Linked DNA regions of Homo sapiens: region 2 is linked to region 1. A link is a loop called in an ENCODE intact Hi-C map of the cell type or tissue named here. Cell type or tissue: IMR-90. All regions are shown on one strand. Each heading gives the region's core, and the rest is flanking DNA. Links, peaks and the distances in the headings are about the cores only.

What was found. Hi-C counts contacts between places; a loop is a spot of excess contacts. Peaks named below come from ENCODE experiments on the same cell type or tissue, not always from the same donor. Only the 100,000 strongest peaks of a DNase experiment are listed, where the experiment ranks them.
Region 2: it touches region 1 in a loop (8-fold over the local background); 18 of 110 quality-filtered maps call a loop at or near these places.

The regions. Positions count from the first base shown.
Region 1 is chr11:66,407,225-66,410,120 of GRCh38, reverse strand. It overlaps a transcript of NPAS4 not described here. Among named protein-coding and RNA genes, the nearest start is that of NPAS4, 12 kb to the left of the region's middle. RefSeq lists a silencer at 1,161-1,220. In IMR-90, for the core only: a CTCF peak has its summit at 1,523 (motif pointing left); DNase peaks (open chromatin) are centred at 1,080 and 1,500; H3K4me3 peaks cover 387 bases; H3K27ac peaks cover 649 bases; H3K27me3 peaks cover 189 bases.
Region 2 is chr11:66,693,111-66,696,006 of GRCh38, reverse strand. SPTBN2 (spectrin beta, non-erythrocytic 2) reads left to right here. Exons shown (of 38, transcript NM_006946.4): 22 at 1,644-1,868; 23 at 2,146-2,235; 24 at 2,561-2,821. Among named protein-coding and RNA genes, the nearest start is that of RBM4B, 17 kb to the right of the region's middle. RefSeq lists an enhancer at 690-1,190. In IMR-90, for the core only: a CTCF peak has its summit at 1,129 (motif pointing left); a DNase peak (open chromatin) is centred at 1,096.

The DNA.
Region 1 (2,896 bases), core at 136-2,635:
GGCAGGGGGTCCAAAGGGCTGGGTCCACTTGACTCTGGGGAGCCCTGCCGGACCCCTGCAGGCCACACCTACATCCAGAGGCCAATTGGTCCTTGTAGGCAGTCTGGGGAAATGTTTGGTTCCAGAAAGTTCCAGAGCTGGTGGCTGCAGGAATCCTTCAATGGAGGCGATGTTTGCAAGCAGCAGCAACCTAGTTGGTTGGTCGTGGAGTCCGTGGCATCCAGAAGCTTTTCCAAAAAGTCCGCCCAGGTCCAGACTGTGCTGGGGAAGGAGAGGCAGCTGGTGCCATGACAGAGGTGTCCAGCCCCTCTGCTTGGTGCAGGGCAGGGGCTGGATACTGGCACACGGGGCTGGCTATGCTCAACCATAAGGAATGCCTTGACCTCTGGCCAGGAGGTCAGCATCTGTGGGTTCTGGCCCATGCTCTTCCTCTAGGAACGTGCCATGTGGCCCTAGTCAATCACTACTTTTCTCTGGGCCTCAGTTTCCCTTCCAGTTTAAGGAGGGGGTTGGAGCAACTGGTAAGGGGCTTTCCCAGGATCCTAACTCTGCTCCAGGCTGAGCTCAGGGAGAAAAAGTTTAAGGGGTCGGGGGCGCCTGGAGGGAGGCAAAGGTCTCCAGGGTCCCATGGTGGCCCCAAGGGTAGTGAAGTCCTCACCTGGTGTTTTCACCCTGTGGCCTTGTCCAGAGAGGATCCCCGAAGGCGCTAGGCCTGGCATCTCGTTTCTTTCCAAGGTTTGGACAGAAGTCTCCCCTGTTGGAGGAGCAGGGCGGGGGCGAGGGGCAAGGGCAGGACTTCCCTTCTCCCTGGTTGAAATGTCTCCATAGAGGGTGGGGGGCGCTAAGATGGGGGTGGTGGGGGCGTGTGGCGCCGGGGACTCCCCGGCCCGGCGCGGGGCTCGCGGCTCGGGGGCGGGGGCAGCTCCCAGGCTCTGGTGGAGCCGCCACTCCGCCAGTTGCCTTAAAAAGGCGCCAGCGCGCGCGCATCAGCAGAAGGGCTGCGGCTCTCTTCCAAATTAGGCAAGAATTGGGAGGCCGCGGGAGACTAGCTGCGAGAAGAGCGCGGACGTCACCCGGGGCCTCCCTCTCCCTCCCGCTCCCCGCGCCTGCATCACGTCCCCATGGCAACGGCGTGCCTCGGCGGCGATGAATGAGCCACTGCGAAGACCGGCGCGCGCCGAGATGCGCGCCCCCTCCGCCAGGCGTCACGGCCCCGCGGCTGCCCAGGGTAAGGGGGTGCAGCCCGGCGCCCGGAGGAAGGGATGCCCCACTCAGATTCCCAAAAGCCCAGGACCCATTCATTCCCAGCTGATCTTGTTGTGTCCCGGGAGCCCGGGGAATACTCCGTCCAGGGGTCCTTGACCCTCTGGTTCAGGGCTCCCTGGCTCCCAAGGCCCCCCTTACCCGGTCTCCGCTCTCCCCCGGTCAGCCCTCTGCTCCCCAAAGCCTGCGGCAAACCAAGCATTGTGTGGCTTAGCGCCACCGCGTGGCCGATTGTGGGGCTGCGGCGGGCGTGCTTGGCGGCTGGAGTCCCGCCGTCTATGTCGCCCTCTGGCGTCTGCAAGAGGGGAAGAGCATAAAAGAACTCAGCAATTTTCACACCAGAACCCTGATTAACGCGGGACTCATTCTTACCACTTAGGATTAACTTGTGATCAATCACACTTGTGATTAACGTTCAGCGAGCGCGCTCCATGTGTTAGGCACTTGCTACGTGCTTTCCTCGTATTACTCCATTCTCACAGCAACTCTGTAATGCAGAATATTATTATCATTTTATTTTACTTATTTTTTGAGACAGGGTCTCACTCTGTCATCAAGACTGGAGTGCAGTGGTGCGATCTCAGCTCACTCCAGCCTCTGTCTCCTGGGTTCAAGCAATCCTCTCGCTTTAGCCTCCTGAGTAGCTGGGATTACAGGCGCGCACCACCACACCCAGTTAATTTTTGTATTTTTAGTAGAGATGGGGTGTTGCCATGTTGCCCAGGCTGGTCTCGAACTCCTAGACTCAAGCAATCTGCCTGCCTCAGCCTCCCAAAGTGCTGGGATTACAGACGTGAACCACCGCTCCTGGCCTATTATCATTTTAAAGTGAGAAAAACTGAAGCCGAAAGAAGTTGTGGCTTTGCCTAAGATCCCATAGCAGCACGGGGCAGAACGGCCTCCTGCACTCAAGACTGTGAAAAGTGCTCTTGGGCCCTTTCACTTCCACACCCCTTGTCTCTTTTGACCAGCCTCACAGTCTCTTGAGATAAGCAGGACAGTGAGCATTAAAATCATTCCCATGTACAGATAAGGAGACTGAGACTGGGAGAAGTGAAATGGTTTTCCGGAGGTTTCAGACAGCCAAGGGTGGAACTCAGGTCTCTGGGCCTCTGACCCAGAGCTTTTTAGGATGAGGTAGCAGGGTGAAAGTGAGTCCAACACATCTCTGTGAGCCCCTGCTCCTTAGGATGAACGAAGGAGCCCATCCTAAGCTACTCCACCGTTAACAAACCAAGCAGCCCACAGTCAGGAGAGGGTCAGGGGGTCTCCCTATCTTCCAGCGTTTTGGGTGTTCATAGGAGCTAGATGCTCCAGTCTCTCCCCCTCCTCCCCAATTATCAATATCTCTAATTTTATTTTATTTTATTTTGAGATGGAGTTTTGCTCTTGTTGCCCAGGCTGGAGTGCAGTGATACAATCTCGGCTCACTCACTGCAACCTCCACCTCCTGGATTAAAGCAGCTCTCCTGGGTCAGCCTCCCAAGTAGCTGGGATTGCAGGTGCAGCTAATTTTTGTATTTTTTAGTAGGAACGGGGTTTCACCATGTTGGCCAGGCTGGTCTCAAACTCCCGATCTCAGGTTATCCGCCTGCCTGGGCCTCCCAAAGTGCTGTGATTATAGGCATGAGCC
Region 2 (2,896 bases), core at 131-2,630, 290 kb before region 1:
TCAGCACTTTGGGAGGCCAAGGCAGGCAGGTCGCTTGAGGTCAGGAGTTCAAGACCAGCCTGGCCAACATGGTGAAACCCCGTCTCTACTAAAAATACAAAAATTAGCCAGGCGTGGTGGCGCACGCCTGTTATCCCAGCTACTTGGGAGGCTGAGGGCTGAGGGAGGAGGATAGCTTGAACCCAGGAGACAGAGGTTGCAGTGAGCCGTGATCATGCCATCGCACTCCAGCCTGGGCAAGCCTCTGTCTCAAAAAAAAAAACAGAAGTATAAATTAGTAAAAGGTGGTAAAGAGAACTCTATAGCAGGGGTCAGAAAACTTTTTTCAGTAAAGCACCAGATAGTAAATTTTTGGGGCTTCATGGGTCGTAAGGTCTATGTCACAGCCCTTCAACTCTGCCCTTGTAAGGAAAAGCAGCTGCGGATTATATGTAAAATAAGGGGTATGGCCAGGTGTGGTGGCTCACACATGTAATCCCAACACTTTGGGAGGCCGAGGTGGCCGGATCACTTGAGTCCAGGAGTTTTGAGACTAGCCTGGGCAACATGGCAAAACCCCATCTCTACAAAAACTACAAAAATTAGCTGGGCGTGGTGGTGGTGTGTGCCTGTAGTCCCAGCTACTCAGGAGGCTGAGGTGAGAAGATTGTTTGAGCCTGGAGAGTCGAGGCTGCAGTGGGCTGTGATCGTGCCACTGCACTGCAGCCTGGGTGGCAGAGCGAGACTTGTCTCAAAAAATTTTTTAAAAAGGGGTGCAGCTGTGGTCCAATAAAAACTTTATAAGGCTAGGCAGTGGGCTGGACTTGCTGGTCCCTGCTCTGAAGAATGCAGAATGGGAAGTGTAGGGAGCAGCTGACACCTCTGGGGTTGAGGAGTCCCCCAGGAAGGAGCAAGATGGCTGAGTCTCAGACCTCCTTGGAGAGGGCGGAGGCCCACTGAATGGCCTGGAAATTTGCTGGGGTATCACAGGCCAGAGCATGTCTGAAGCCAGCAAGCCAAGGCTGGCCAGCAGGAAGTGGCCACTAGAGTGCAGCAAAACTTGCCAGAGAGTAAGAGCCACCGGATCTCTTGCGCACTGTGGACAGTTTTGCTGTAGGAGGAAGAAAAGCACCTTGGAACCGTGGAATGCCCCACATCTGCTAGGCATTGTGGTGTCCCTCCAGCGCCCTCTGCTGACAAGGCCTAGATTGTGCCTGCTGGCAAAGGAGGAATGTTTCCAGGGGCCAGTTCCAGTGTCTCAAAGCAGGGCCACGATGGATTGGGGATGGAGAGACAATGAATTGATAATGGGCACAGTTATCACACTACCCTGGATTTTTTAATTTCAATCTTTTAGATTCGCGGGTGTGGGTGCAGGTTTGTTATAAGTTATATTGTGTGATGCTGAAGTTTGGGGTGTAATTGAACCCATCACCCATGTAGTGAGCACAGTACCCAATAGGGATTTTTTCAACCCCTGCCCTTGGATTCTTGTGCATATAAAGTTCGAGATCCACTGATCCAGCCCATGAGGGGATGCTCTCCCTGGGTGAGCTGCAGTGATGAGCAGCCACAGTGGGCTGGATAGAGACTGGTTGGTGTCTCTGCTGGGCATGAAGGCGGAAATGCAGAGCTAACATGTCCTTCCTCCTGGCGGTTTGCAGATGCTGGAATGGGAGATGGCTGTGAGAGAGAAGGAGGTGGAGGCAATCCAGGCCCAGGCCAAAGCACTGGCCCAGGAGGACCAGGGTGCAGGGGAGGTGGAGAGAACCTCGAGGGCCGTGGAGGAGAAGTTCAGGGCCTTGTGCCAGCCCATGCGGGAACGCTGCCGGCGCCTGCAGGCTTCTCGCGAGCAGCACCAGTTCCACCGCGATGTGGAAGATGAGATTGTGAGTCACTGGGGCCAAGGACGGCAAGCTGCCCCCAGCCATGTGGTTCTCCAGCCTCCCTCCTGGATGCCAGGGAGATGCCAGCAGGGCTCTATTCCCTCTTCTCTTTGGCATTGACCATCTCCCCTATAGGGAGACTTGGAGATGCCTCCCAGAACCAGAGATGACTGTTCCCCACACACAGGGCGGTAGCCCCAGGTGTCCCCACTCCCACTAATCAGTCCCTGCTGCTTGCCTTGCCCTCTGGGCCTCCACTGACCCCCTCTTCCTCTTCCAGTTGTGGGTGACAGAGCGGCTGCCCATGGCCAGCTCCATGGAGCATGGCAAGGACCTGCCCAGCGTCCAGCTTCTCATGAAGAAAAACCAGGTGAGGCAGAGGCTGAAGGCAAAAGAGAAGTTCCCAGGAGCCTGCCCAGACTTGGACGTGTTTTTTCTTAAGACCAGGCCCCCCTCGATGCTGAGTGTAACCCTGGACTTCAGTGGCTGTCTTTCCTCACCTTGGGAGGGTGGGTCCTCTCAGTAGGAGATAGTGGGGGCTGGGCGGCTGACGGGTGTTACCATCGCACCCCCAGGCTAGGAGAGGGAGCAGAGGACCCAGGAAGGAGAGAGGCACAGGGGTGAAGGGTGGTCTCCGGGAGCACGTGGGGCTGGGGCAGGACTTTCAGCATTTTCTCTTCTGTGGCCATGGGCAGACCCTGCAGAAAGAGATTCAGGGCCATGAGCCCCGGATCGCGGACCTGAGGGAGCGGCAGCGTGCTCTAGGTGCAGCAGCAGCAGGTCCAGAGCTGGCTGAGCTGCAGGAAATGTGGAAACGCCTGGGCCACGAGCTGGAACTTCGAGGGAAGCGACTGGAGGATGCCCTGCGAGCCCAGCAGTTCTACCGCGATGCCGCCGAGGCGGAGGCCTGGATGGGCGAGCAGGAATTACACATGATGGGCCAGGAGAAGGCCAAGGTGAGGGCCAGGACAGAGCCCAGTGTATGTGACCAGTTCTGCCCTCCCCTGACCTGATGCTGGATGCCACTGTCC